2 separate regions of the Homo sapiens genome follow, and region 2 is linked to region 1. A link is a loop called in an ENCODE intact Hi-C map of the cell type or tissue named here. Cell type or tissue: PC-9. All regions are shown on one strand. Each heading gives the region's core, and the rest is flanking DNA. Links, peaks and the distances in the headings are about the cores only.

Region 1 (16,356 bases), core at 7,128-9,627:
TTCCCAGGACGCTCAGTCCACACGCCAACTACAGCACTCCCTGCGCCCCCTGCGCTCGGCAATTTCCAGGTAGGCTGAGAGTAAGGGTAGCAAAGAAACCTGGTCAGATACCCCTCAGCCTGTGAATCAGCATTCTGCCTTTGAGGAGCAGTGAGGTCAGGTCAAAAGAGCTTCTTGGAAGTTTATTTTCCATTAGTTGTCTTAAGAAGAAAAGAAAGGCCGGGCGCAGTGGCTCATGCCTGTAATTCCAGCACTTCGGGAGGCCAAGGCAGGTGGATCATGAGGTCAGGAGCTTGAGACCAACCTGGCCAACATGGTGAAACCTTGTCTCTACTAAAAATACAAAAATTATCCAGGCCTGGTGGCATGTACCTGTAATCCCAGCTACTTGGGAGGCTGAGGCAGGAGAATTGCTTGAACCTGGGAGGCAGAGGGTGCAGTGAGCCGAGATCACACCACCGCACTCCAGCCTCGGGGACAGAGCAAGACTCTGTCTCAAAAAAAAAAGACAAGACAAGAAAAAAAAAAACAAAACCCTACGCTTTGCCACAGTTAGCTGTCATTTACAGTTCCTAACATTCCAGTCATCCATTACTTCTTACCTAGGTAACCTGTGTGAGTCAGTACACCCTGGACCTCAACTTCCATGGATGCACTAGGGCAGTGATGATACTGCTGATCACCACTAAGGCGCTAAAGAAATGTTAATTAGAAGCTTTTCAATTGTCCTAAAGAGTACACAAAATATGTCATACCAGAAATATGTTTCCTCTGAGGGTCTTTTAGTTTTGTCACCCATATTTTAAAGATTTATTGGAAGGAAATCTTTTCAAAGGAAATTGAAGCAAAAGGGCTAGAAGTTCGCATAATGTTAAGATAATAGTTATGACATAAAAAATTCATAATAGTCCAAAAATTAGAACCAAGCATTTGGCAAAAGTACTAAGATATTTTTCCTCCTATTCTGAGATATGCACATGGTTCATATCTGCATCATCATACATATTCAATAAAAATGAAAATGCAAAAATTAACAATAAGGTAGACCTGGTCAGTCTACCTCAGAAGAGCTACAAGAGCAATTATTTATTTATTTATTTATTTTTAATAGGAAGGCTGAATGAACTAGTAAATAATCTCGGAATAAAAAGATCAACCAAGATTGGAAATAAATAATTGACGTTTGTTTATAAAGGCAGATTAAAATCCAATTTTAAAAAATCCGATTAGGTCTACGTGGGAGGGAAGAAACATACCTGAGTGATAGGGACCAAATGTAATTTTAAATAAATGTGAGATAAGAAATACAAATAACACATGGAATTAACTAAAAATAAAGTTCTTATTTGTATTACGATAAATACCAAATTTACACTGAATGTCATTAATTTAAATATTTATAATACAGCACTAAAAGCAAAGATGTGTTCTAATATCATTTGTAATAATATTACAACTTAATGGTTAAAACTGAATAGAAAATGTTAACTAACTGCTAAAAATTTGAAGCTTGTACATGGGGAAATTGTTCTGTCTTATAACTTCACGTTTACATATGTGAATAAAAATATTCACAGAATTTTTCCTGTATTTGCTATCCACATTCTTCAGTAAGCTTCCAAAGCCTGAAAACATGTTTAAAATTGAAATTTGTTCAACTGGTTTAGGTTTTTTTTTTCCAATGTGCTACAGATTCCAGTTTAAAGGTTAAACTAAAATTAAAAATCATTTTTCATGTATTAAGTTATGCTGCCAAGAAAGCTCTGTACTGTATATTCCTACTTTTCCAGCATTTCCAATGTAGACCAGAACTCTACAGAGGTGAGAGAAGAATATGAGAAAATTGTAACCAATTAACTTTTAAAACACTGTTGATTTCCAGTTACTGACTTTCAGTGTGCTCAGCATTTTTCTTGTTATGAAGACAGGATTGATAACTTCCAAGCTCTTTACAAGCAGAAACAGAAACCAGAAGTCAAAAAAGCTTCGTTTTGATTTAAGATATAGATCAAAAATAGTACAGATAAATGAACATATTTGATTAGAACGAGTTTTAAATTAATGTCTACAAAGACGTGGTTCTCTGCTTACATGTGGTCTAGTCTGCCTGGTCACAATTTGGCTTATGCATCACTAACAGCACAGGATGAAAAGGCCGTCATTAGCACAGAGAGAGGCTGAATTGTGATGGGGCGATTCTCCTGGTGGACCCCAAGACATTATGTCAGAATAATGCATTATAAGTCATTTTCCCCACCAACAACTTTTTCTATTTACGTTTTAATATTTGCCTGTTTTCTTTTCTGCTTGATTTTAACAACTAACTGCAAGGCAACATTAGATACAGACAACATACTTAGAATAGTGGCGAAAGAGGAAGGAAAACGGTCATTCACGGAATATGGTTCAAGTACCCATTACATAATAGCACAACAAACTTAATCAAAGCCAGAGAGCTTTGGGCAGCTGTGATCTGGCCTGCTTATGCCTGGAATAAAATGTCTTTCCGCGCTCTCATTAGGCACATTGGCAAGACGGCTGCACCAGGCCAGAGCTCATTTGGCCAGCAATCATACCTTTCTAGCAAGTATCTGGGCTAACGACCTCAAGAGAGCAATCAGACATTTGTGCTGTGGCTGATGGAGTAATACTGACTGGCTATTCCTGACTGGGAGGAATACAGAAAAATCATCCCTGGAAACACTAGCTAAACTCTAACATGCAGAGAAATATGGAGCAATTGGCAATTATTTAAAACTTTAATAGTATTTTATTTAATTCACTATTCAGAAGGTATAACTCACTGTTCTTGTTCATCAACCAATGCAGGGTATTCATAAGTCTTTTTGTAGAGTGTAGGTGTTCGTCTTACAAATCACTTTGCAGCCAGGTGTTTGAGCTTCAATGACCTCCATTTAAATCTGAGGAAATATCTAAAATGATTTTTATTTTAAGTTTTTGTACTTTAATTTTATTTTTAATTTTAAGTACACTTATTTCAGATGTAAAGACTTTTTTGTTATTTTATTATGTTATTATTTTTATTTTATTTTTAAATTTAAGTTCTGGGATACATGTGCAGAATGTGCAGGTTTGTTACATAGGTATGCATGTGGCATGATGGTTTGCTGCACCTATTGACCCATCATCTAGGTTTTAAGCCCCACATGCACTAGGTATTTGTCCTCATGCTCTCCCTCCCCTTCCCTCCCACCCCCTGACAGGCCCTGGTGTGTATTTTGTTATTTTTTGAGACAGGGTTTGGCTCTGTCACCCAGGATGGAATGCAGTGGTGCCATCTCGGCTCACTTCAATCTCCGCCTGGGATTACAGGCGGATGAGGAGCTGGGACTACAGGCACTCACTACCACGCCTGGTTAATTTTTGTATTTCTTGTAGAGACCAGGTTTCGCCATGTTGCTCAGGCTGGCCTTGAAGTCCTGAGCTCAAGCGGTCCACCCACCTTGGCCACCTAAAGTGTTGGGATTACAGGTGTGAGCCACCACACCTGGCCTGGAATAATTTTTTTCTTTTCTTTTTTTTTTTTTTTTGAGACGGAATCTTGCTCTGTTGCCAGGCTAGGGTGCGGTGGCTGGATCTCAGCTCGCTGCAATCTCCGCCTCCCGTGTTAAAGTGATTCTCCTGCCTCAGCCTCCCGAGTAGCTGCGACTACAGGTCCCTGCCACCACGCCCAGCTGATTTTTGTATTTTTAGTAGAGATGGGGGTTTCACCATGTTGGCCAGACTGGTCTTGATCTCCTGACCTCGTGATCCGCCCGCCTCAGCCTCCCAAAGTGCTGGGATTACAGGCATGAGCCACCGCACCCGGCCTGGCCTGGAATAATTTTTAAAGAAAAAATTATTGTTATTGTTTGTTGACAAAATCCGGCATTATATACCTGACGGTTTTTATGAACCTCTGTACTAGATTCATTCAACAAGATTAGGAATGAGAGGGCAGGTCAAACGTTGTCTCTTATTGGGACATGAAGAAATGGAGTTGAATGTTGTATCCAACTCTCTTACTTGGTTAATCTTGTCACTTTCTGCCTTCTCATCACTGGTGGTTACTTATTGGTTGGAAGGAAATAAGTATCTCCTATGATAGTTGTGTTTCGTAATTCTCTTATAGTTGAATAAATTTGCTATTGCCTAATGGACGCTTATAAAATATCCAGCACAAATCATTGAAGTTAAAGAGGCACAAGGACATTTTATCATCTACATAGACATTTTAGCAAGACAATTCTTTCATTTGGCCTATTTAATTTTTCCAGCCTTTTAACCCTTATGTTTTGACCTAGAATTCACAACTACCTCATACTGCAAAAAGAGACAACAATCAAAAGGCTAATATTCAAGGTTTTAATCTTATTTGCACGACAAATTCAAGTCCAACAATACCTCTTGTCTCCTTTTATCTCAAAGCTTTAATTTTAGGGAGACACAGATTCTGTACAATGTAGGTTATACCATTGTTTATCTCATTTTATTGGAAAAATGCAGTATTTATAAAAGTTTGTCCAAATTTTAAAGTTTAAAGTTGTTTATCCTTTTTGTCCCTTTGTAGATTGTAAACTCCATGAAAGCAGCCACTCTGTGTTGGTCACCACCATATTCCTAGGGCCTGGGCCAGTGCCTGGCAGATGAAACACAGGTATGTTAATCTGGACAAAACATAAAATGTAGATTAAATGGGCAAAGGAAAGTAACAAAGCAGAGAGAGGTCAGGGAGAGGGGCTGGTGGAAATATTCAAAGAGGAAACACATGTAAAAGGGAAGAGTGTGTTGGACCATGTGAAGAGCCACAATTATAGAGGTCAGCAGACTTTGAAAGCCGGCCAGTCTGCTCATCTGCCATCCTGGAGGGTCTCCAGGAGGGGACTATCCAGATTAATTTCCATGAATGGTGCCCGAGGCCAGTTGGTGACCCACACCAGCTGCCAGAGCTCCCGAGGCTGCAGACCTGCTTTGCTGACTAAGGATGCCCCAGGCCCTCATTGCCAGACTCAGCCACCTCCCTTGAGAGGTGCTGCATTCCCCACATCCCTTCCCACAGTATCTATCACGCATTGCTAGCTCAATGGCTCCACTTGTCTCCAGACACTGGCTTCCATTTCCTCTGCAGATGCCCATTTCATGGCCTCATGTGACCCTTCTCCCACGTCGGTCCTCAGAAATGTGGGCCAATGGGTTGTTTTACCCTCTATGTCGAGAAATTCCTCTAGGTCCAGCCGTGCAGGCACTGACAAAGCTGCTTTGGCCTCCCCTCTGCCCTGCCCTTGTCCTGGTGATTCTTTTATACCAGTCCTGATGCTGGCTTTGACTTTAGAGCCATTGCTTGTGTAGCTTCAGTGTTCACATGGCATTTGCAGGAGGTGGGACACCATCGTCCTCCACCTCAGCATCCCAAACGTTAGAATATCATCACATTCATTAAAGTGGCTGAGACTTGTCATGAATTGCTGTGGGTCAGGCTTGGCTCATTTAATCCTCACTGACACCTTAGTACTACAAACACCATTTTACTGATACAGAAAGCGAGTTAAGCCATTTGCTAAGGTCGCATGGCAAGGAAGTGCTACTGTGGGTTGGATCCTGCCCTCCATGCAAGCTTAATCCCCTGTCCCTATCAGGCTTTCTTTGTGTGGAGGAAGTTCAGGTGCTATTATCAGGTGCATTTTCTTGGACTCTGAGAACCCAGGCTCCTTCCTGCGGTTTCTGAGGTAAGGGGTGGGGCTCTGAGATGCCTTCAGTCCCTGGAAGAGCCAAGCATAGGCTGGGTTTGAAGTTCATGTTGTTGCATGATTATTAACCACAACCAATAGACATGAGCATCTTGTTTGGGGCCATTATTGTTATGAACTTCTAAGTCAGGGTAAGGTCTCAGCTTCATTTTCCTGCTACTATTATGGAGATCCTTGGGTGCTTAGCCCCTCTTTGTCGCTTGGAGAAAAACCTCATGTTTTGGTATGATTAGCTTCTGAGCAGAGCGATGGTGGTCTGGGCCCCATTAGACAGCTCCAACCCATGGAAGCCACAGACAACTGTTGGCCACAAACCCAGAACAGTCATAACTTTGAACTTCCTAGGACTGTCACAGATTACACAGATGGAGAGAAACATCCTGTTACACACCAGGCCTTTCTCTATTTCAGTTCTCCACCAACACACTGGCAAGTCGTTCTTATCACTCTTACATTAAAAATGAAAAGACTGTGGCTTAATGAGACTAAACACATCCCTGAGTTCACCCAGAGTGGATGTCTGGAGCGGCATTCCAATGAATCCGTGCTCGCCTCCACAGACTATGTTCTTTCCACTCTGCCATGCATGTCTGAACTTTCTGAAACTTTTCTTGGCTTGGTTTTGAGGAATTTGAACAAATTCCTGTCTGGTATACTTTGTGAGAGCAAAAATTCTGCTTTTAAAGTTAAACAGACTAGCCCAAGAAAAGGGAAGGGAGGAGGGGTGAAATTTCCTTCCTGCATTTTGGATTAGCAATAGTTCTTCTGTGCTTTTGCTTGGGTTGAGGAGAACATTTCTCTGCCTTCTCTGCACTCTTAGCTCCTCAAATGATTGTCCAACAAGAGTAGGTAAAGATAGTTTTAAATATTCTTAGAGTTCTAACCAAAATCCGATATTTAAAATTTAAAAAGCAGCAAGATTTTAATTATTTTCACTAATCTGTTAGGTAAATCAGAACAATATAAAATTTAGCAGTGACTCTGGTTTAGCTTTTGGGTGTATTGGGTGTACCTTTTGGATATTCCATACGATTACTGAAATTCTAACTATGGCTTTGTTCTGTGTTAAAAATGTAATCATTTGAGAAATATAAAATAGAGAAATTAGTTTATAACAATAAATTTGTTTTGACTTCAATAAATGAAGTCAAATTTCATGGCTTCATTTTTGGAATATATTTATAATGGACTGGGCATTTTGTCCTTTGGTTATTTAAGCCTGTAGTAGATATTGCTGCTTGCGACTCTAGACTCATTCTTCTCTTCTTCCTGGGCGCATGGCTGCTCAGTGAGGGAATATGTTTCCTAGAATTTCCTGCAAGGAGTTGTGGCCTTGTGACAAAGTTCTTCCTGATGTATGCAACTCCCAAGCCATCTACAAAAACTCCTTCCCTGGACTCATTTTTCCCTTCCCTTCCACCAGCTAGAAATAGAGAAGCCAAGGACAGACTTGGAGAGTAAGTGTTGAGTTTGGCAGAGATGCCACAGAGGCCTGCACTTTGGGATGACTTCATGGGGCCCAGCTCATCCAAATACCCACATACCCAGGATGGCAGCTTCAGAAAGAAATCAACTTGTGTCTTGCTTGAGCCATTGTGTTGTGAGTTCTCTCTTTAAAGCTTACTTTACCCCAACTATTACATAGACTGAGACTCAAAGTAGCTATGGTCCGTGGGCCCAGTTCTCAGAAACGGCTGATGTTCACAAGGATGTCTGTTTGGAAAAAATATGCTAACTAAAAATTATTGACATACAGACATTTTAGGATTTCACACAAGTATATGAAGCAGATTGGACGGTTCAGGGAAACAAAACAAGGCAAAGTTCCAACTGATGTCTGATAAAACAGCTCTTTTTTTCTCACAAAAGCCACTCTACTAACCTTGCCCTAAGTTACTGGCATACCAAGACACAGAAATTCACACTTCATACCTACACTTAGCCCGAAGAATGAACTCCACCCATAGATCTAAAATAACAAGGTAAAATGTACAATTTAATGTCACATAAAGATTTGCTTAAGATTCTTTGAAATGTTCAAAGGAGATACTTTGAATATGAGATTGTTACTTTTTAAATATAGGGTTTTGGTTTCATGACTAATGGTATGATTCAACAACATGGAGCAATAAATTATTTCTCAAGAAAAAGCATTATACTTTAATTTGTCCCATTTCAAGGCTTTAAAAATCTTGCCAAAATAATGCTATTTTTACCAAATAAAATGTTAAAATACAGGCAAAGTCTTAAGAATAATACACACACACACACAATTCAACATTACTAAACTCAGACATACCAAAGAAATTCACATTCTTGAAAGGACTACCAAGCCTGCATCTTGTTATTCTAGGCAAACAAATATGAGAAATATTTAGTACTGGAATAGGAAGTATTTTGGCAAGTTTTTGCAAGTGCTTTGACCTCACAGTTCATGACCATAATGAATGGCCACCTCAGTGATATAAATCAGACACCACATAGTTTGATAAAATGTAGGGATACATTTCCTCATCTGTCAATCAAAGCATGCTCATTGGCCACTTCAGCACATCAACCACCCCATATTCATTTTGTCTATTGGCAAATAATTCCTAAGACAGTCTGTCTTAAATTTCAGCAAGACTCTAGTGTAATGCCTTGTGGTTTGAGTGAAATTCACATCATGTAACCAAGCTTTTGCAAATTTGATCATTTTACTTTATGGAAAATATTTTCATCTCAGCCATTGTTGACTTTGTATTCTTGACAAGAATTAAGCAAGTCTCATTGATCCTTTACTGTGTCAAAGAAAACAATTTTAAAAAAATTGAGCATGTGTAGTTTTCATTATTCAATCATGTTTTCTGTTTTGACATAAAAAGTGAAAAAATTCTACCAGCTATAGCATTTTCAATCTAATCACATTACTGGAACTTAACATGTAATGAAACCGAGATCCTCATATTTCCCCTCAAACATGCTCTTCTGGAAGTTAATGGCAAGTCTATCTAATCACTGAGGCCAGAAGCTTTAGAATGATCTTTTCCTTTTAACACACAGCCAATCTCTTAGTAAATCCCATAAAGTAAACATGAACACTATATTCAGCATCTTCTGTGACCTCCACTGCTACCACCTTTGTCCAAGCCACTGCCATCTCTCGCCTGGACTCTTAGGACAGTCTCTTCTGTCATTGCTTCCCTTGATTCTATTCTCTGCCCAGCAAGCAGAGTTGTCCTGATCAGTTTTGTCTCGCCTCTACTCAAAATGCTCCACGGGCTTTCCATCTCATTTAAAAGGAATAGCCAAGGTCATTACGTTGCCCTGGAAGGCTCTACGTGATCCATTCCTTGTTACCTTTCCAATCGTATTCCCTTTCTCTTTCTCCATAGCTTCATTCAAGACCTGTTGGCCTCCTCATATGAGGAGGAGAGCATGGGGCATGCTTCCTTCTCAAGGCCTTTGCAAGGGCTGTTCCCGATGCCCTGCACACTCTTCCCCAGAGAGCCATGTGACTTGCCCCTTCCCAACTACTACATTTTCCTTGAAGGGACACCTTCATGGCCACCTTATCTGAAACTGCAATTCCTGCTCACACCTTCCCCTCTCTTTGTCTGCTTTCCTTTTCTCCTTGACACTTATTACTACGTAGCATGCTATTTATTTTACTTACTTATTTTCATTATTTCCTGTTTCCTTTGGTAGAATTTGTCAACTCCATGAAAGCAAGGATTTTTTCTCTGTTTTTCACTGTTGTGATCAAATGCCTAGCACATAGTGGGTCCTCAATAAACTATTTTTGAATATTGAATGGATAAAATATTTTCCCATATAATCAATTGACCAGGAAGGAAACTGATAGAAAAATAGTAAAGAAACACATTCACATATAATGGAAATAAAGTCAGAACTGAATCAGAAAATAGGATATTCACATATGGAATGTGTAAAAAAATCTCTTGATGGGGATGGCACTGAATCTGTAAATTACCATGGGCAGTGTGGCCATTTTCACGATATTGATTCTTCCTACCCATGAGCATGGAATGTTCTTCCATTTGTTTGTATCCTCTTTTATTTCATTGAGCAGTGGTTTGTAGTTCTCCTTGAAGAGGTCCTTCACATCCCTCGTAAGTTGGATTGCTAGGTATTTTATTCTCTTTGAAGCAACTGTGAATGGGAGTTCACTCATGATTTGGCTCTCTGTTTGTCTGTTATTGGTGTATAAGAATGCTTGTGATTTTTGCACATTGATTTTGTATCCTGAGACTTTGCTGAAGTTGCTTATCAGCTTAAGGAGATTTTGGGCTGAGACAATGGGGTTTTCTAGATATATAATCATGTCATCTGCAAACAGGGACAATTTGACTTCCTCTTTTCCTAATTGAATACCCTTTATTTCCTTCTCCTGCCTAATTGCCCTGGCCAGGACTTCCAACATTATGTTGAATAGGAGTGGTGAGAGAGGGCATCCCTGTCTTGTGCCAGTTTTCAAAGGGAATGCTTCCATTTTTGCCCATTCAGTATGATATTGGCTGTGGGTTTGTCATAGATAGCTCTTATTATTTTGAGATACGTCCCATCAATACCTAATTTATTGAGAGTTTTTAGCATGAAGGGCTGTTGAATTTTGTCAAAGGCCTTTTCTGCATGTATTGAGATAATCATGTGGTTTTTGTCTTTGGTTCTGTTTATATGCTGGATTACATTTATTGATTTGCGTATGTTGAACCAGCCTTGCATCCCAGGGATGAAGCCCACCTGATCATGGTGGATAAGCTTTTTGATGTGCTGCTGGATTCGGTTTGCCAGTATTTTATTGAGGATTTTTGCATCAATGTTCATCAAAGATATTGGTCTAAAATTCTCTTTTTTGGTTGTGTCTCTGCCCGGCTTTGGTATCAGGATGATGCTGGCCTCATAAAATGAGTTAGGGAGGATTCCCTCTTTTTCTATTGATTGGAATAGTTTCAGAAGGAATGGTACCAGTTCCTCCTTGTACCTCTGGTAGAATTCGGCTGTGAATCCATCTGGTCCCGGACTTTTTTTGGTTGGTAAGCTATTGATTATTGCCACAATTTCAGAGCCTGTTATTGGTCTATTCAGAGATTCAACTTCTTCCTGGTTTAGTCTTGGGAGGGTGTACGTGTCGAGGAATTTATCCATTTCTTCTAGATTTTCTAGTTTATTTGCGTAGAGGTGTTTGTAATATTCTCTGATGGTAGTTTGCATTTCTGTGGGATCGGTGGTGATATCCCCTTTATCATTTTTTATTGCGTCTATTTGATTCTTCTCTCTTTTCTTCTTTATTAGTCTTGTTAGAGGTCTATCAATTTTGTTGATCTTTTCAAAAAACCAGCTCCTGGATTCATTAATTTTTTGAAAGGTTTTTTGTGTCTCTATTTCCTTCAGTTCTGCTCTGATTTTAGCTATTTCTTGCCTTCTGCTAGCTTTTGAATGTGTTTGCTCTTGCTTTTCTAGTTCTTTTAATTGTGATGTTAGGGTGTCAATTTTGGATCTTTCCTGCTTTCTCTTGTGGGCATTTAGTGCTATAAATTTCCCTCTACACACTGCTTTGAATGTGTCCCAGAGATTCTGGTATGTTGTGTCTTTGTTCTCGTTGGTTTCAAAGAACATCTTTATTTCTGCCTTCATTTCATTATGTACCCAGTATTCATTCAGGAGCAGGTTGTTCAGTTTCCATGTAGTTGAGCGGTTTTGAGTGAGTTTCTTAATCCTGAGTTCTAGTTTGATTGCACTGTGGTCTGAGAGACAGTTTGTTATAATTTCTGTTCTTTTACATTTGCTGAGGAGTGCTTTACTTCCAACTATGTGGTCAAGCTACCAATGACTTTCTTCACAGAACTGGAAAAAACTACTTTAAAGTTCATATGGAACCAAAAAAGAGCCCGCATCACCAAGTCAATCCTAAGCCAAAAGAGCAAAGCTGCAGGCATCAAGCTACCTGACTTCAAACTATACTACAAGGCTACAGTAACCAAAACAGCATGGTACTGGTACCAAAACAGAGATATAGATCAATGGAACAGAACAGAGCCCTCAGAAATAATGCCACATATCTACAACCATCTGTTCTTTGACAAACCTGACAAAAACAAGAAATGGGGAAAGGATTCCCTATTTAATAAATGGTGCTGGGAAAACTGGCTAGCCATATGTAGAAAGCTGAAACTGGATCCCTTCCTTACACCTTATACAAAAATTAATTCAAGATGGATTAAAGACTTACGTGTTAGACCTAAAACCATAAAAACCCTAGAGGAAAACCTAGGCAATACCATTCAGGACATAGGCATGGGCAAAGACTTCATGTCTAAAACACCAAAAGCAATGGCAACAAAAGCCAAAATTGACAAATGGGATTTAATTAAACTAAAGAGCTTCTGCACAGCAAAAGAAACCGTCATCAGAGTGAATAGGGAACCTATAAAATGGGAGAAAATTTTTCATCTGACAAACGGCTAATATCCAGAATCTACAATGAACTCAAACAAATTTACAAGAAAAAAACAAACAACCCCATCAAAAAGTGGGTGAAGGATATGAACAGACACTTCTCAAAAGAAGACATTTATGCAGCCAAAAAACACATGAAAAAATGCTCATCATCACTGGCCATCAGAGAACTGCAAATCAAAACCACAATGAGATACCATCTCACACCAATCATTAAAATGTCAGGAAAGAACAGGTGCTGGAGAGGATGTGGAGAAACAGGAACACTTTTACACTGTTGGTAGGACTATAAACTAGTTCAACCCTTGTGGAAGTTGGTGTGGCGATTCCTCAGGGATCTAGAACTAGAAATACCATTTGACCCAGCCATCCCATTACTGGGTATATACCCAAAGGATTATAAATCATGCTGCTATAAAGACACATGCACATGTATGTTTATTGTGGCACTATTCACAATAGCAAAGACTTGGAACCAACCCAAATGTCCAACAACGAGAGACTGGATTAGGAAAATGTGGCACATATACACCATGGAATACTATGCAGCCATAAAAAATGAAGAGTTCATGTCCTTTGTAGGGACATGGATGAAGCTGGAAACCATCATTCTCAGCAAACTATCGCAAGGACAAAAAATCAAACACCGCATGTTCTCACTCATAGGTGGGAATTGAACAATGAGAACACATGGACACAGGAAGGCGAACATCACACACTGGGGACTGTTGTGGGGTGGGGGGAGGGGGGAGGGATAGCATTTGGAGATAGGCCTAATGCTAAATGACGAGTTAATGGGTGCAGCACACTAACATGGCACATGTATACATATGTAACAAACCTGCACGTTGTGCACATGTACCCTAAAACTTAAAGTATAATAATAAAATAAAAAAATGTATATAGGGAATGATTAAAAAAACTGTCATTAGGCATTAGCTAGCTGCATCAATCAGAGACACGGAAAACAAACATATGAGTACATGTGAAATTTTGGAGCAAGGGCCAGACTAATGTAGGAATAGGTGGCATTTTCCTAATATGCTTATTCTATGGCAGATGGTTCCTATATTTTACAGCCTGAATAGTTCAGTCACTGTGAATTCTCTATCTCTAGTAAAATACAATCATATTTGGGGACTAGCTGTACATACCACAGCACCTCTTATTTCCACAATATCACCCACATAAACCCAGGAATCACTCAGTTCTCTATTCTCGATATTCGAACAAATGCACAGGACAATTTTTCAAATGAATACAAAATGCAAATTATACTGAACAAAAAGAATTTCATGTCAAAGATCCTCCCACTAATAAGGCTTTGATTCAGCCTTTAAGTTTCATTAAAACCCAGCAGCAGCAGACTCCTGTACAAAGGCAGGTGAGCAAAGCTTTGTATTTAACGTGTCATTTGGATGCATATGAAATCTGTTGACTTGCCTGTACTTAAGTTCATACCTGAGAGTGTACTTGTTAGTTGGTTCCCACTGGCGGGAAGAGGACAATGCTGGCGAGATACTAAAGTGATGCTGCCTGAACGTACCTCCAGTGAGATGCTAAGGAAGGGCTTACAAAGGAAAAGGGTTAACGATGGAGAGAGGCTTTAAGGAATAAAACGTAATACAAAAATAAATAATCATTATTTGTTTAATTAATATGTTTAATCATTATTTAATTACCAGTAAATTAACGAACTGTAATGCTAGGGAAAAATTGGTCAAAATGAGAAATATGATCATATTCACAAAATGCCAATGTGGTTTTAACTTAGAAAGAAAAATTGTCAAAACGATAAAATAATCATTAATTCTAGAAAGTCTAGATAATCTGAACACCCTTAAAGAAGAGAGCGAAAACTGTCAAGAGCCAGCAAAGGCTCACTGGGAAGGCATCAGTTCCAACCAGATTTCTTTTCCTTCTTAAAATATTTATGTATGTATGCATGCATGTATTGATATTACAGGATCACTAGCAGTATAGATCTAGTAGCACTTAATTTCAACAAGATAGTTCATATTTTATTCTTTAGAGGAGATGAAGAAATGGTAGTAGGCCTAGATGAATTCACAGCTGACTGCACAAGCTTATCTATACTAAGTTTCTATGTAGAAATTAAGGGAGAAATTCTACATTAATTTAAGATATAAACAGCAGAAAACTTTCTTAGTAAGAATGTGTACACCACCCATTTAATATATAATCTCTCAAGAAAAGTCTTTAATGAAACTAATCTATGCTTTTAAACTAGTGTCTAATCATAATGATTAATATCAAGTAATCATTAATAAGAATTGATCTAATGGTGTTTCTTAAATATAGTAAACACAAACACTAGAAAGCATATACTTAGAAATACCAGACTCTTTTACCCTAAGAGGGTAAAAATGAAACATCACTACTGAGGTGAGTGTTCAGAGTTGGTAAGACTTGACTCCTCCTTTTAAGCTACCAAGCCTGTTTTTTTTGTTCCTATCTGATATGCTCCTGATCTGTCTTCAGTGCCAAAATCTCCCCTGAAATGACCAGTGATGGGACAAGATATATTCTCCTCTTCCTTGCCTTCTTTCCATGTTATGCAGTGTGTTCGACTTGGAAGAGAAGTCAAGTCACCCAATACTCAAGTGACAGTTGTAGCTCTGTCACTAATGAAAGGAAAGAATCAAACTTAGTCTATAGACTAAGATACTTAGATCATATATGAGAATCCACTCTTAAAGTGTACAATGCTATTCAATAAATGTCCTTCTCATCAAAACTTAAATGCCTTGTCCTCTTCCTCTCCCACACAGCAACAGATGACAATGGTCTAATTCATCATGCTAATTAGCAAATAGATTAAATTATGTACTAATCCCTCTCAGTTCGATCAGCCCTCAATCTAACTGAAGGTCATTTATTGCCTAGAGGAGTCCTAAGTACCCAGACATTTTATGTTCATAAGTGAGAGAGACCTCACTGGTTAGGGCGACCTCCTAGGATTCCAGATTTATTCTTCACCTACAGAGCATACTGGCACCACCCACTGTATCTAAATTACCTATTTATTTCATGTGTTCAAGAACATTTTGTTTCCACATTCATCTTTCCTGACTTTCTGTCATTACTGAAAATATTATGTGAGGTCCAGCAAAGAAAGTTTCCATTTTCTTAAGTTCAAACATCAAATTTTTCTTGGATGGAAATCTTAGCCATCTGTCAGCACTCTGATTCCCTGTCAAGAATATACCCTTTTATACCTGTACTCTGGAAAATTCTTTTTTAAATTTCTTGTATACATTGCAAGGAGAAAATTAATGTTCAGTTTATATGTTCCTTGCTTTTCAAATGTTCCAAAGGTTGGGACCAGGTGACCATCCACTCTAATCCTTACAAATTTTAAAATTATGTCTTCCTGTAGATTATCATAGAACAGATTTATGAGAAAAAAAATGCTTCACTGATAGGTGCAGATAATTAAGTACTTTCATGATGCTAAATATAATGTATTTGATGTAGTTTTTAGATTGTTAAATGCCTTTTCATTTTAAAAATAAATCTATAATTACCTTGTATACTTAACCTTAATTTTCCAGCTATTCTGTAAATTCTTTATTGAAATGCACAGTGTTCAATATATTTTTTTTAGCTTCATCTCCTCATCTTAGGATTTTCTAAAAATTAACCAAAGCCAAATTTTGTTTTCGAGGGATTAAATGGCTATTTCCTGAAATTGTTTAGTCAAATATTTAGAAAGTTGTTCTGAATCATTTAAGTTTGCTTCCACTTATTTTACTGTACAAAAAAGTCTTTTTAAGAAAATATAATTATTTGTATAAATAATAATGTTTGATATAGAACATCTTTACAGGTGAGGACATAGAGATAATTTTATGAGATGAAGGCAAGACATTTTACTCATAAACTAGACATCCTCTGGAAATGCTATGAAAGTCAAGGAAGAATTTTGATCTGATTCACCCTCCTTAGCCATTGGCTTGCCAATCTCCATCTGAAAAGTGCACACCAAGGACATTGTCCAGAAAAGCTAACTTCTCCCTCGTAAGCATCATTGGTTTAAACCCATAAGGTATGGTAACCATAGGGGATCCCTGATTAATTTCCTATTGTACTGCTCAGGATGGCCTCTGTGATCCACCTGATCTGGTCA
Region 2 (15,650 bases), core at 12,989-15,488, 140 kb after region 1:
CAGCAGCCATGTCTGCTACCCATGGCAGGTGCCTTCAAGATGCTGAGAAAATACAGCCAACACATATAAAGCAGTTACAGTGCAGTGCAAAAATTAATTAACTAGTTGTCATTGTAAGTTCAACATAAATTGAGACTGTGAAGATTATCCATATGGGCTGAAAGACACTGATCAGACATTGAACTAAACAGGTCTTTAAAAATGTGAAAGATTTAAGTACATGGAGAAGTAAGGGCATTTCAAGTAGATGCAAAAGCAAGATTTTTGAAGATCAAGAAACAAGTGTTGAGGTGGAATTAGGAGTACACAAGGTTTGCTGGGAAAAGGAAGAAGCAAGATTGGGCAGGGGGAGCCATCAGACTTCTGTGCTGACCTGACATTGCCTCTGTGCCAGCCCTGTGGGAGGCCCTTGATCCATGATTGCCCTAAGATTATACTACATTTGGCTCAAATGGCTGGACTCTCAGATCACTGCTTTGTACAGCCAGAGACAGACCATCCTGAGAATATCGTGACCTTGGTTCACACCTGTTTTTGAAGGGGTGAACAGCTGGTGGCGTTCAGCCTACCCTACTCCTCCCAGCTGGTTAACAAGTACTTTTCTGAAGGGAATTCTACACTATATAGCTTTATTTTTGTTCTTATGGCTAAGTGCAAAATGTCAGAAATTATGAATGCTTGTGAGACAATATCAGACTATTTGTAATGGAATAGAAACCACCTTGGTAATCATAAGAAATATTACAGATTGTGAGAAATATTCCTCGGGTCTGTGCTGCTTGTATTTCTCATCGTCTTGCAAACCTGGTGTCAGTCTTGATAGTACTTAATAGATGTACACTGAATTTTTTTTTTGAATAACTGAATGAGTCTAGGCAAGTACTTGTTGCTATGGGAAGGGTATGGGGATGATCCAGTGTTCCAGCTGAATCAAAGAAAACCGAGTTACCTGAGAACATGTGGCAGGGAAGGAGAAAGAAGTAACTAAAGTGGAAAACAGATGGGTGCAGAATAAATTTTACCATCTTTATTCTTTGAACTAAGGCTAATTCTGTTCCAAAAGAAGCAATTGACTGTAAGCACAATGCTTTCTCTATAATCTACTAGCATGATTATCTTGCTTTGTATGCCTGACTTTTGCAAGCATCGTGTTTCCACCTCATGAAGTTGTTGTATGAGTTAAACAAGATAAAATATCACATCTTGTTTATTCCAAGAGGCAATTATTTTGTTCACATTTTTGACAAATTTGAAATTGGATCAATAGCAATGAATGGCATTTTGCGATCTCTATTGGTAAGTCATGATGATGCACAAACATCCAAAGCTCTGACTTTGAAATCTGCAAAACTGGTGTCAGGAACTTGCAAGAAAATTCTGAGATAGTAGCAGAGCAAGTGAGTTGTGTTGAGCACGAGTGGGCCATGGTGACTCAACTGAGTTCAGAAAACTTCTAGAAGTTGGAATAAAAAATTGGGCAGCTATAGAAATATACAAAGAGCTCAGCACCAAAGGGATTTGGCTTCTTTCATAGGTTGTATTAAGTAAAACTGCATCACCTGCACTTAAGGACAATATATAATCAGAGGGTGATATATTGTATGAAAAACACAGTCATATGATTCCAAGTTGAAAAGTGAATAGTTGGACTCTCCAAAGGAGTTTTAGGAATATCTCAATTTATTTCACCTGTGTTTTCTTTTTATTTCTATATAATAATATGCCAATATAATGATGTTTTGGTAAACAAGGAACCACATATATGATAGGGATCCCATTAAGGTTATAAAGCCATATTTTTACTGTTTCTTTTCTATGTTTGCATATGTTTAGATATACAGATACTTACTATTGTGTTACAGTTGTCTCCAGCATTCAGTACAGTAATGTCCCATACAGATTTGTAGCCTGGAGGAAATAGGCTATACCATACAGCCCAGGTGCGTGGTAGGCTATCAGGGTGTGTATGTACACTCTGTGATGCTCACACAGTGATGAAATTGCCTAGTGATGCACTTCTCAGGGAAGACCCTGTTGTTAAGCAATGTAGAACTGTAATAGGGAGATATGACAAAAAATATACTTCTAAATAAGCCTAAAATATCTCTTTCAATAAATATAAAATTAAAATCTAACTGATAAGAGCCTGTGTCATAGTTTAGTTTGCCACATTTTTTTCTTTTACAGTGGTACATAAAATGATGAAAAATCTCTCAATGGATGGTTGTATTTGATAAACTATGGCATGAAAAGTAATTGATACATCATAAGTTCTCAATGAAAGTGAATGGACTGGATTTTTTTTATTAGTTGTTGCTTACCAATCTTAAAGAACTTAGGTAAGCCATTATAAAGAATTCCTTAGAATAACAAACACAATAAAAATAAAAATATAGAAGATAAACCATCCAGTTAATATCTTCTTGTTCCATAGTATAGGTTTCTCATTAACAGAAAGAAGTATATGCTGTTTTTTTCTGCTTTTATATCCAATCAATTATAAATAGACCTAGGAAGACAGTTAATTTAAAACATGACAATTAAAAAACAATGAACTGCATTTTCTTTCCATTGTATTAAATAGTCTTTCAGTACACCAGGACACTTCTAAGAATATTTAGGTTTTCAATAACTATTTAATGTGAAGCTTCATTTGACTCTACAATGCCAAACTGACTGATTTAGGGGCTAAAGTAACTGAAGGAACAAGTTGCTTGACCATTTCAACCAGAGCTTGAAAGGCAAGTGTAATTTATTGTGTTGCCTGGTCAAGAGGAAGGCAGAAGGTGATAGGAGAAGTGGTAATCGACTGGGCTACCCACAGAGGAGGTAACAAGCTGCTGGCTTTATCATTCAATACTTTTCTCACTCAAGCTACTTTTTTTTTTTTTTTTTTTTGGTTACTGGTCTTATTTACCCCTCCTTTATTCCATAAAGAAATTCATATCTTACTGTTAGTAATTGATCTAGATTATTATATCAAATAAAAATTTCTATGACTAAATTTCATTTTCTGTTTATGAAAATGAAAAAGTTTTGTGGACAGTTTTCATCACAATAAGGCAGTGTTTATGGCAATTTGGTCAAAGAAATTACATCAAAATCCATATAATGTCAGTTTTATAAGTTGAATATTATTATGGGAAAATGCTTGGGCTCTCATATTGGCTTTTATACTGTGATTATTATTCCCATAACACGTTTTAGTGTCTTACACAACTCAGGACAGAGTCTCTTGACCCTGGCGCTAGCACACAACCTCATGAGCTTCTCTCTTCACCTATGGAACCTGTATTTAGTTTGTTGCCTGTGGTTCCCGAGTGTAGCTCTAGTGGACCAGGCTGTGTAGTAGGAAAGGTCTTGGCACAGAGTTCAGATCAAAATACACATAAATGAAATATATTTTTAACTTCTGGAAACTTATGCTATATAAAATAGCTCTATATGAATACCTATTAGCAGAAGACTCATACTTGTTTTCATCATTTCCAACTCTGATATGTATGTAAGATATATATATATATTTTATTAATCTATTGTATATAATATATAAATAAAGCATCAATCCTATTGACACTATTCCACAAGATAAGGAAAGAGGGAATCTTCCCTAAATCATTCTATGAAGCCAGTATCACACTAATACCAAAACCAGGAAAGGACATAACAAAAAAAGAAAACTATAGACCAATATCCCTGATGAACATAGACGCAAAAATACTTAACAAAATACTAGCTAACTGAATCCAATAGCATATCAAAAAGATAATCCGCAATGATCAAGTGGGTTTCATACCAGGGATGCAGGGATGATTTAACATACGCAAGTCAATAAATGTGATACATCACATAAACAGAATTATAAACAAATACCACATGATCATCTCAATAGATGCAAAAAAAGCATTTGACAAAATAGAGCATCTTTTTATGATTAAAACTCTTAGAAAAATCGGCATACAAGGGACATACCTTAATGTAATAAAAGCCATCTATGACAAACCCACAGCCAACATAATAATGAGGAAAAGTTGAAAGCATTCCCTCTGAGAACTGGAATAAGACATGGATGCCCACTTTCACCACTTCTCTTCAACAGAGTACTGGAAGTCCTAGCCAGAGCAATCAGCCAAGAGAAAAAAATAAATTGTATCCATATCAGTAAAGAGGAAGTCAAACTGTCACTGTTTGCTGATGATAATATTGTATACCTAGAAAACCATAAAGACTCCTCCAAAAAGCTCCTAGAACTTATAAATGAATTCAGCAAAGTTTCAGGATACAAAATTAATGTAAACAAATCAGTAGCTCTGCTATATACCAACAGCGACCAAGCTGAGAATCAAATCAAGAACTCAACCCCTTTTACAATAGCTGTAAAATAAAAATTAAAAAAATAAAAACCTTAGGAATATACCTAACCAAGAAGGTCAATGACCTCTACAAGGAAAACTACAAAACACTGCTGAAAGAAATCACAGATGACACAAACAAATGGAAACACATCCCATGCTCATGGATGGGTAGAATCAATATTGTGAAATTGATCATACTGCCAAAAGCATCTACAAATTCAATGCAATTCCTATCAAAATGCTACAATCGTTCTTCACAGAACTACAAAAAAAAATCCTAAAATTCATATGGAACTAAGAAAGAGCCCACATAACCAAAGCAAGACCAAGCAAAAAGAACAAATCTAGAGGCATCACATTACCTGATTTCAAACTCTACTATAAGGCCATAGTCACCAAAACAGCATGGTACTGTTATAAAAATAGGCACACAGACCAATGGACCAGAATAGAAATAAACCCAAATACTTACAGCCAACTGATCTTCGACAAAGCAAACAAAAACGTAAAGCAAGAAAGGATACCCTATTCAACAAATGGTGCTGGGATAATTGGCAAGTCACATGGAGGAGAATGAAGCCAGATCCTCATCTCTCACCTTATATAAAAATCAACTCAACATGGATCAAGGACTTAAATTTAAGACCTGAAACTATAAAAGTTCTAGAAGATAACATCAGAAAAACCCTTCTAGACATTGGCTTAGGCAAAGATTTAATGACCAAGAACCCCAAAGCAAATGGAACAAAAACAAAGATAAATAGGTGGGACTTAATTAAACTAAAGAGCTTTTGCATGGTAAAAGAAACAGCAGAGTAAACAGACAACCCACAGAGTGGGAGAAACATCTTCACAATCTATACATCTGACAAAGGACACATATTCAGAATCTACAAGGCTCTCAAACAAATCAGCAAGAAAAAAACAAACAATCCCATCAAAACTGGGTTAAGGATGTAAACAGACAATTCTCAAAAGAAGATATGCAAATGGCCAACCAATATATGAAAAAATGCTCAACATCACTAATGATCACGAAAATGCAAATCAAAACCACAATGCAATACCACCTTACTTTCACAAGAATGACCACAATCAAAAAATCATAGATGTTGGCATGGATGCAGTGAACAAGGAACACTTTTACACTGCTGGTGGGAATGTAAACTAGTACAACCAATATGGAAAACAGTGTGGAGATTCCTTAAAGAACTAAAAGTAGAACTATCATTTGATCCACCAGTCACACTACTGGGTATCTACCCTGAGGAAAAGAAGTCATTATAAGAAAAAGATACTTGTACATACATGCTTATAGCAGCACAATTCGCAATTGCAAAAATATGGAACCAGCCCAAATGCCCATCAATCAATGAGTGGATAAAGAAACTATTATATATATATATATATATATACACTTAGCCATAAAAAGGAATACTACTTAGCCACAAAAAGGAATGAATTAATGGCACTTGCAGCAACCTGGATGGGAGAGCATTATTCTAAGTGAAGTAACCCAGGAAGGAAAAACCAAATGTCGTATGTTCTCACTCATGAGTTGGGGGCTAAGATATGAGGATGCAAAGGCATAAGAATGATACAATAAACTTTGGGAACTTGGGGGAAAAGAGTAGGAATGGGGTGAGGGATAAAAGGCTACAAATGGGGTTCTGTGGATACTGCTTGGGTGATGGGTGCACCAAAATCTCACAAATCACCACTAAAGAACTTACTCATATAACCAAACACCATCTGTTTCCCAAAAACCTATTAAAATAAAAAATTTTAAATATACATAATATATATTTTATATAATGTATATTATAAATTATGTAATATATTTTAATAGTACATAAAATATTTTGTATGTTAAAATATATAATATTTTATATTATATTAAATATATAATATAAAACATACATATAAAACTTACATATTAGAGTTGGAAATGAAATATTTATATACATTTATATATAAATTATATGAATATATAAAACACATATGTATATATGTTTATGTGTGTATAATATACGTGTGTGTCTGTATACACACGTGTACATATGTGTGTGTATGTGTATCTGTTCTTCATCTATTACTAGAAGACACTGTGGACAAATACATAATATAATCATAGAAGTTCAGCATTAGAGAAAACTGATATTCCCTTCAAGCATGCCCTTGTGGAAACAGAATTTAGGAGGTTAAGAAACCTGGCCAAGGTCTTCAGCTATTGGATTACAAAGGCAGCAGCACAATTCATCTCTGAACGGTTAAGTCTCCATGCCACTTGTGTGCCTAGTTACGTGTGTGCCTAGTTACATCCTCCTGCTTATTAACAGCTAAATACCACTTTAAGAATTAAAAATCTATTCATTGGCATAAGAATAATATTTATGTGATAAGTTTCTTTTCCCCTAAAGTCAATGAAAATGACTCCTAGAATTTTTTCCTAAAATTTCCTTCTAGCATCAACTAGAACGGCCGAAATATTCAGAAGAGTGAAAGAATATTTCTCATCCCAGAGACTCCTAATATTTCCAGGTGTTTTTGCTATGTGGGAGGGAAAAAAAGCCCTCTGGTTCTGTGCTAACATCTGGAAAAGATGTTAACTATACACCTTTTTTTTTTTTCTAATTCCACAGATCTGGCTCAGCTGAGAAGCTCTTTTTCTTGGAAATGCAAACTTATTTTTATTGCTGCCTGGGAATATTTAGCCTTCCTGAAAACTTTGGTGTGCCTTTTACTATTTGAAAACCTGGAAGGTGCCTTTGAGTGAAAATATCATTCAAGTAGGTTTTGAGTGAAATTGAGATTTTTTTTAAACTTCAAACTTGACTGTAAGTGATTGTAACAATTAGTGCCACACATATATGGAGAGTTCAGTAGGTGCTGTTTATTATCTAACTGTAGATTGGCTTTCTTGATGTTTTTTCATAATAGATAGAATTTTCTTTGTTTTTATATTTTAGTTGCCTAAATTCATCTCATTACCGCACGTTGATTTTTGCCTTCCATTAAGCTTGAAATACTCTCATTTAGTTCAAAAGGTTGAGTTTAATCAACATGTTATTAAAAATTTTAAACCATTTATTATTCATTTATTTTATAATTCATTCTGTCAGCAAATACTTGTTGAGGCTTTTCTCTGTGCAAGATACTGGGGTTACAGCAAAGAACAAGAGAGAAATGGTCCCTGCTCTCACAGAACTTGCATTGAAATGGGGGAGTAGTAGATTATTCACAAGTAGATAAAGATATGGAAACAATAATATTAGATACTCGTAAGTACTATCAATCAAATGGGATAAAGCGTGCTTGGACAGGGGAGTGGCTTTAGACAGCACAATCAGGGATCAGCCTCCTCTTTCAGAAGGTGGCATTCGAAGAGAAGCCACTCAGCATGTAACCTGGGGGAGAGGGATCCTTGCAAAGGGGGCACTGAGGCAAAGAACAAGCTTAGGATGTTCTAGAAACATGAGAAACAGAAAGCCTCTGAATGGTTGGAGAGTAGTGAGTAAGGGGAACAGTAATGAGAGACGAGGTTAGACAGGCTGACAGAGCCACATCACACAAGGCTTTGTAGGATTTGGGAAGTAAGTAATCAACAGAAATTTATGGAGCAATGTAATAATGGGAGGAAGAATCAGTGAAAGAGTGAGTGGAGATGGAAGGAAGGAATGAAGGAAGGGAGATATTGTGTAAAGATACAAACGCTGATTTTGCAGAGAAATTAAAAGTACCTAGAACTGAATTGGACAAGAATATTCTGCCTTTTCCAAGGATAGTGATGGTCAGAGCACGGCATACCTTGGTCTGAGTTAATATAGGTAATACGATAGGGGAGCGGGCAGCTGGAAAACGGAAACAAGTTAACAAAAAGAGATACACACATTTGAAACTGCTTTAACCAGTACTATCTGTATTCGTGGTTATTCGAATTGCTTCAACATGTGTATAATGTGTAGTGTGGTATGTGTACGCATACATTGATCCTTATTTGTATCATACTTTAGATGTGCTTTATCAGTATAATGAATATTAGAATCAGTTTTTAATTGGTGGGATATATGTTGTTTAAGTTAAGGGGTTGGCTTGGAGTGATGCTCTTGCATAAATAAAGTGTTAAAACCAGCCAGCCCATCAGTTACACCAGCTTTGAGGTACATGAGGTCTGGAGGCCATGGGTTCTGGTTCTATTCACTAAAGACCTTGACCACAAGAGATTTGCCAATCCTGTGGGTGGTAAAAATGCCACTGAATATGCTTCAGAAGATTCAGAGGGAAGCTTCTATACAAAGCTTAGGTTGGTATATCAGAAGACAGAGGGGTAGGGATATTACTTTTCCAGATAGGCTGTGTGACCACTCTTGCGTGTTTGCTGATAAATGCCTACGTGTTTGGCTATTTCAGGTCTGAGGCTCACTTTCCTTGTGACAAATGCCTGATAGTTTGTGGGGCAGAAACTTACAGCTCTCCTTTCTCCCTCTGTTGGGAACCACCTGATACTGCTGATGTTGCCAAAAATCCATCTGAATGACCAAACCAGTTTGTGTTGGTCAACTAAGTCAGTGTCCAAAAAAAAGCAAACAAGTGAACAACAGGGCTTGGTATGATTATTTAAGATCTTCTAGCCCTGGGGATATCTTTATCCACACCCACATTTTGATGGACAATAAGAACTGCTGTCATGTTTGTTCACATTTACATTTCTGCAGTCTCAGACCAGTCCTTGGAGAAGCTTGAAGGGTCAAACTGTCATATTCTCCCAAAGAATCTACTGGAGAAGTTATAATAATAATGCTTAATATCTCACAATTCAACTTGCCTTTAAAGCCCGGCATCACTTTAAAGTAAAAGAAAAGAGAGATTGTATCCAGACAAGCCATAATTAAAGAAAGGGTTTAGCCTAGAAAGAGCTTTGATTTCTGATGATGAATAGAAGTGTATGACTAGAAATAAAGCAACAAAGACTGGATTTACCAAGATTTCCAGTCATTTCCTACTAAAATCTTGAGGAAATTTACCATCTTATGCTTGCATTTCAGCCCCTGAAATGGAAGCGTCATGGGAATGCTTTCTGCAGTGGGGATGTTTGAACAATGAGTTTATTAATTGATGCATGTAGACAAGAGACTGTTGGGTGGTGCTAGGAAGAAGAAACCAGCACCCTCAGAGAAGAGATAGGGGTAGTGCCCTGCCCCGTGCAGAGTGGACTTTACTGAATAGAACTTCATACCCTAAGAACTGGATTGCCCCTCATCACTCTGTGGCCTTGGTATACATATGAATTGCATTATTTTTAAAGGAATATGATCCTTGAAAACAGTTTTAAAAGACAAATGATGCACTACTAATAGACTTATGTAGGAATCCCCTGTCCCATCCTCCTATCTCCAGTGTGGCTACCCTGAAGCAAGAACCTTCAACTTCTCTACCCTGAATCAACTGCAGTGCCATTCTCCCCAATGGCATTTACCTCCATGTTTCTAAGTATGTGTTTGTGCTGCTTGTAGTTGATTTATGGTAGAGAAGACTTTAGCTCTCTCATATTACCATTCCATTTCCTCTATACCCCTGCTTCCTAATTTGGTGATATTACCAGTTTTCTATTTGCTTGGTTGTCTATGTACATATGGTTTGTTTTCCCCTTAATCCAGTGCTTCTACTTGTCAAATTTATCATGTCAGATCTGGTAGGTCCATTTTCTGTTCTCTTGAAGATCTGCCTTCTAAAGCCTCACATTGTTATATAGCAGTCGAGAGTAGTTGTTCTGCAACATAGAACTTGCCTTTGAAATTCCCCTTAACTTCATTATTTGTTCTTATTTTCATTTTTCTTCTGAGATTTATCTGAATTCCTGGATCCCATGTCTTCCCTGTCTTGATTTTTTGACCTGAGAGTAGTGAATCAGATCTTCTATCAGCTTCCCAGGAAGGGGGCCAGGATGAAACATTTTTAAAAACCAATATATCTGAAAGTATTTTAATTAGCATGTATGTTGGATATAGAATTATGGGCTGAAAATCACCATCATTCTGAATTCCAAAAAAATTGCTTCCAATGTTACTATTAAAGCATCCAATACCACTCTAGTTCCTGGTTCTCTGTATGTGACCATTTATTCTCTTTTGGAAAGTTTTTTAAAAATATTACTTTCCTATTATTCTGAAATTTCCCCAAGATGTTCCTTGGTTTCCATCATTTTCATTCATCTTTTTACCTGTTAAGTGAGACTATCCAATATGGAAACTCATGGTCTTCAGTTTGGGGAAATTTTCTTGAACTTTTCTTCAATAATTTTATCCCCTTTATTATTTTTCCTATTCCCTTTCCAGAACTCCTATCAGTTAGACGTCAAATCTCATAGATCAGTCATTTAATTTTTTAGTCTTTATTTGTATCAGTGTTTTGGCTTTCATTTTTAGGAAACTTCTCCTCATTTATTTTTCAACCCTTTTAGTGACTTCTTTCCAGCTAATTTATAATTCACTTTTTTGGCACTGCATTCATTTTTGATTGTCCTATTTTTATGGCTGCACATTTTTGCAAGCCCGGATCTGCTTAGCTCTCTGAGGAGAGGGATTATACTTTCTTACTTAAGTTGCTTCCTGTTGCCTTCATCATCTTTGTCATCTGAGTTTCTTTCATTTGTGCTTTGTTTTTTTAGTTGTTTGTTTTGACTTGGGTCTTTTATTTTGGAGGGGCTCCTTCAAGTTCTGGTGCCTAGTAATCCTTAGCAATCTTTTTATTAAAAGTGTGGTTTTGAAAGTCAGAGTGTAAATTCACAGTATCTTAGTAGGACCTATTGAGGGTGAGCTCCACCACAGATAATTTTTTTATGAAAGCCTCAAATATTCACATTCATATCCATTGTGTGTGTGTGTGTGTGTGTGTGTGTATATATACATATATATATGTATATATATGTTGAGTTTTCTAAAAACTAACAATTTAATCGATAGCCCCTGAGGGAAATAAGACTCGTATAGGCCAAGTAAGGAAACAGGGTGGATTATCGCTGTTCAGTTGGCTCAGTTTCACTTAATTCCTCTTTTCTTTCATACTGCCTTCTGCTGTGTCCAGTATTCCTGAGTCTAAAGCCTGGGGTCTCAATTGGGAAAGAGGTAACTTCCTATCTGAAAGATCACAGGTGAAAATCTGAGGTCAAATTTCTCCTGTAAGAGTATTTATACAAATCTTCTTGTTAACCTCACACCTCACACATCTTGTCGCTTTCAGTTTTTGAATCTTTGAGTCTTTTCTGCATTGTTGACAGAAGCACAATGATGGAGCTGTCCAGCTCTACAGTTTCCATATGTGAGAGGCTTAATGATGTCAATACTGTTGGAGGTAGAGATTAGGGAACTGTCTTGAATCTGAGTGATCAGCCTCTGGGAAGCCTGTCCTCTTATGCACAGGGCAAGTCTCGGTGAGAGGGGCAGCTGTGACTCATCAGCAGTTATTACTGTCATCAGCGAGATGGGTGGATACATGGGCCCCGGAGAGGGGATCTGGGAGGCACCACAACATCCACTAGGGAGACAGTCAGAGTCCAGATACAAAGTAACTTATGAACTCAGAGAGTATTTGGGCTTTATACTATAAACAATGGAGAGCTACTACAATATTTTCAATAGGGAATGGACGTGATGAAATTTGCATGCTAGAAAGATGTCTTAGGGAGCAGGATAAATGTAGACACAAAAAGATAAGAATAAATGCAGAGAGACCAGTTGGGAGGCTATGGCAATAGTGTACGAGGTATAAGATGAAGATCTGAAATACATACATTGAAGTGGAAGGCTAGATTACTAAGAGGTGGGCTCAATGTGATTCAGGGATTTACCAGAAAATCCAGATGAATTGTAGACAGGAACCAAAGGTAACTCTCACAATTATGTCTACAGGGAATAAGTTAAAATGATATGATTAACAAAAATTGGGAATATAGGAAAAGGATCTGGTGTTATATAGATTCAAGCTGAATCCACAGTCATCTCAGGGGGATACCTAAGGCCAAAATGTCATCTGACAACTGATCCAGAATCCACTATATCACCTGCATCCTTTGTTGACTCATAAATTTATTATTTATGTTGTACATTATTTTTAGTTATTTTTGCCATAAATATATATCGAGTATGTAATATGTATTGGGCACTATTTTAGATGATGGCAGAAAAAAGTGGTAGCCTATGTAATGGTAAACTAAGAAAAGTAAAGCAACCGATGGGATCTTTCATAATATTTTTCTGGGCAAAATGAAGAAATAGGTTCATATCAGACAACTCAGTACACTTGTAAGTGGTTGGATGGCCTCTTCAATATGTGCTAAGAGGCTAATATTGTCTTAAGAAAGATTGTATCTAAACTTGGTCCTCAGCCTAATTTTTTTTCAAATATCTTCTTAATTATTTGAATAAAGGTACAGAATGTGTGCTCATCATATTACTTTTGAGAGGGTGAAATAAATATAAAACAAGTAACCATAGTTATTTTTACCGACTGGATAAAAGAACAAAGCTTAGATGAAAAATAATAAAGATAAATATCAATTTGTGTTTGGGGAAAAATACACTTTTAAAAGCACACAACTGGGACAACGTGGCATTCAAAAAAGTGAATATGACCTTCAGTTTTATTGGGAGAAATATAGCATATGAAACAAGAATACTCAAAGTACTGATCTATTCCACATCCATTAGGCCACAGCTTCTTGAATGGTTTCAGTTGTATATATCATACTTTCCAAAAGGCATCCATCCCAGAAAAAGCAAAAATGCTCAGAAAATCAGGGTTTTGAAAGCTTGAAGTTATAATACGTAAGAAAGAGGTGAAGGCAATGAAAATATTTATCTTTAAGAAGTGTAGAATTGTTTGGGGGTTATATAGACTGGGGAATATACTATTACATCATTGAATATTTGATTCAAGGCTAGTGGCTAGAATATTATTTTAAATGTCTTCTTAGAGTAGACCTGGAACCAAGGGGTGAAACCTTCAAAGCAATTCTCAGAAAAGGATGTGGTCCTCTTAATTTTTGTTTTTTTACCAAGGCCACCTAATTACTTGGCAAATATACGGTATGTTATCAACAAATTTAGTTTTGAACTAGACAACCTTTAAAAAATACCTTGAAGGCTGAAATTCTCTGATTGTGTAACCTGAGGACTGAAGGACTCCATTCAAGGACTAGGGTGTTTTCAATCTTTTTGAATTCAGTTCCAGATGCACCCGGTCCTTTCAGGCACCCTTCATTATGCATCCAACCTACTGCTGTGTCCCCAGCCAGCAGAAGTGAGAAACTCAGGACCTTTCTTGGCACATGTGCGTCCTTGAGGTTCTGAAAACTGGGAAAATGGAAGGAGTAGGTGTTTCCAAGGCATTCAATACTTTGGTTAAAAAAAAAAAAAAAGAATGCTAAAAGGCATAAATTTAAAGTTACCCTTTGATTTTGACAGAGTTTCTGTGGATCCAAGACTTTCGACTGAGTCACCAAGTCAGCCACAATATAACTATTTCAACTGACTGGGAATATTATTTCTGAGTCATAGTAATGTAATGATCTGAACATTTATATTCTCTCAGTTACCTAGTACATACTAACTTCATTTCAAAGGTGAATAATATATTAAAGAGAATATTGCTTATTGAATACTACACTGTATGAAAATACTACAGGTTAAAAAATCACTTAAATCCATTAAAAATGTTCAAATATCAAGTCCCTATTTCATAATAAATTTTCCCTCAGAAAATATGCAAGGAGTAAACAATACATGACTCATTTATTAAAGCTTCCATGTTTTTATTGCAAATTCCTAGTTGGGCTTTGGAATAGATACTTCCCTTCTATCATTACCACATTCTCTGAGTCACTAGGTTTCTAGATGTTGACAGGAAAGCCTGTTCCTATGTCCTTGTACTATCACACGTGGGCAGGATAAAATGTAACTCTAGAATTTGTACTAAAGGTGGGTGGAAATTCCACTCTTAGATCCAGGCACCCTCAGGCGTCAGCCCTGAGCCCTGTGCTTTGCAAACTTCTCAAGCTATTATTATGTAAAAATAGATATCTTGGGATATTATTCAAATGCACTCTGTGATTCCTTAGAGCTGGGGTTGGGGCCTGAGAAGTTGCATTTCCATAAGTTCCCAAATGATGCTGATGTTGCTGCAGGTCCATGGACCACGCTTTAAGAACAACTGACTTAGTAATTCCCATTCTGTCTCTTTTAGACAGGCCCTTCCCCCACAGGCTGCAGTTCATGTGACTTAGGGAACCTGCCAACTCAGAACCTGTGTCCTTTTTTCCTAAGCCGCACTTTGGTTATCCAAGACCCCAGAATTACCTGTCCAGACAGCCTCCCAAAACTGTGCATACCTGTCCCCAGTCTGTCCTTGCAATAGAAGACTCCACCAGTGTGTACACACCTGTATCTAAGTGTGGCCAGAAAATCAGCTATTTGAAAAAGGTTAAATTGTGTGGGTAGGGGTTGGGGGGTGGGGGGACACACAGATGGGCCTCATGCAAAACCTCCCCTATTACAGGGTGGAGATTGGGGTAGAAACAGAAATGTACTATGATTAGAGGACCTTCATCGTCTTCTTGCTCCAGCAGGCTAGTGTTGTGGTGGTCTTACCCTTATACCTACTTATATATAAAGGACAGGGAGAAATCCCATCCTATTATGGCTCATCCCTGATTTTAAGGATCTGGGACCACAGATGATTCTTGGATGGTTCTATTTCATGAGGAAGGATTGCATGTACAGTGCTCTTCTTAGGGTGAATGAAAAATGTTTTCCCCCTTCCATATAACCCTCTACACATTTTCCCAGATGACCATAAATGTAGGGGATAGTGTATGCACTTTGGATTTCAGCTGAAATACGACTAACTTCCTCTGTGAATTTGAGCAAGTCAGTTGACCTCTTTGCCCTCAGTTTCTTTATCTTTAAAATGGGAGTAAGAATGTCTCCCTGTTCTCTTCCATCTCCTTCTTATTTCTACCCAATTTAATTCAATACTTTTTTCAGTTTTTTGTTCAGATGCTACCATCTTTGATTAGATCAAGTGCCTGTATCTCATCTGGAAGTAACTTCTCACTGCACTTGCAACCCTTTGTTCTTTTTTTTTGTGGTTTTGTGTTGATTAATGTCTTTCTAGCTCATTGGACTCTGAGAGAGCAGGGATCATGTCTCCTTAGTTCTCTGTTATATTCATTCTGTCTTGCACAAAACCTGGCACCTGATAGATGCTAAATCCCCATTTGCTAATGCATAAATAAATGTG

What was found. Hi-C counts contacts between places; a loop is a spot of excess contacts. Peaks named below come from ENCODE experiments on the same cell type or tissue, not always from the same donor. Only the 100,000 strongest peaks of a DNase experiment are listed, where the experiment ranks them.
Region 2: it touches region 1 in a loop (16-fold over the local background); 10 of 110 quality-filtered maps call a loop at or near these places.

What each region holds. Positions count from the first base shown.
Region 1 is chr13:101,301,224-101,317,579 of GRCh38, forward strand. The region is part of intron 7 of NALCN (sodium leak channel, non-selective); the gene reads right to left. Among named protein-coding and RNA genes, the nearest start is that of NALCN, 110 kb to the right of the region's middle. In PC-9, for the core only: no CTCF peak of the experiment used is centred there; a DNase peak (open chromatin) is centred at 8,198; H3K27ac peaks cover 752 bases.
Region 2 is chr13:101,436,331-101,451,980 of GRCh38, forward strand. No RefSeq gene overlaps it. Among named protein-coding and RNA genes, the nearest start is that of ITGBL1, 8.5 kb to the right of the region's middle. RefSeq lists an enhancer at 13,390-14,589. In PC-9, for the core only: no CTCF peak of the experiment used is centred there; DNase peaks (open chromatin) are centred at 13,831 and 14,241; H3K4me3 peaks cover 2,291 bases; H3K27ac peaks cover 2,500 bases.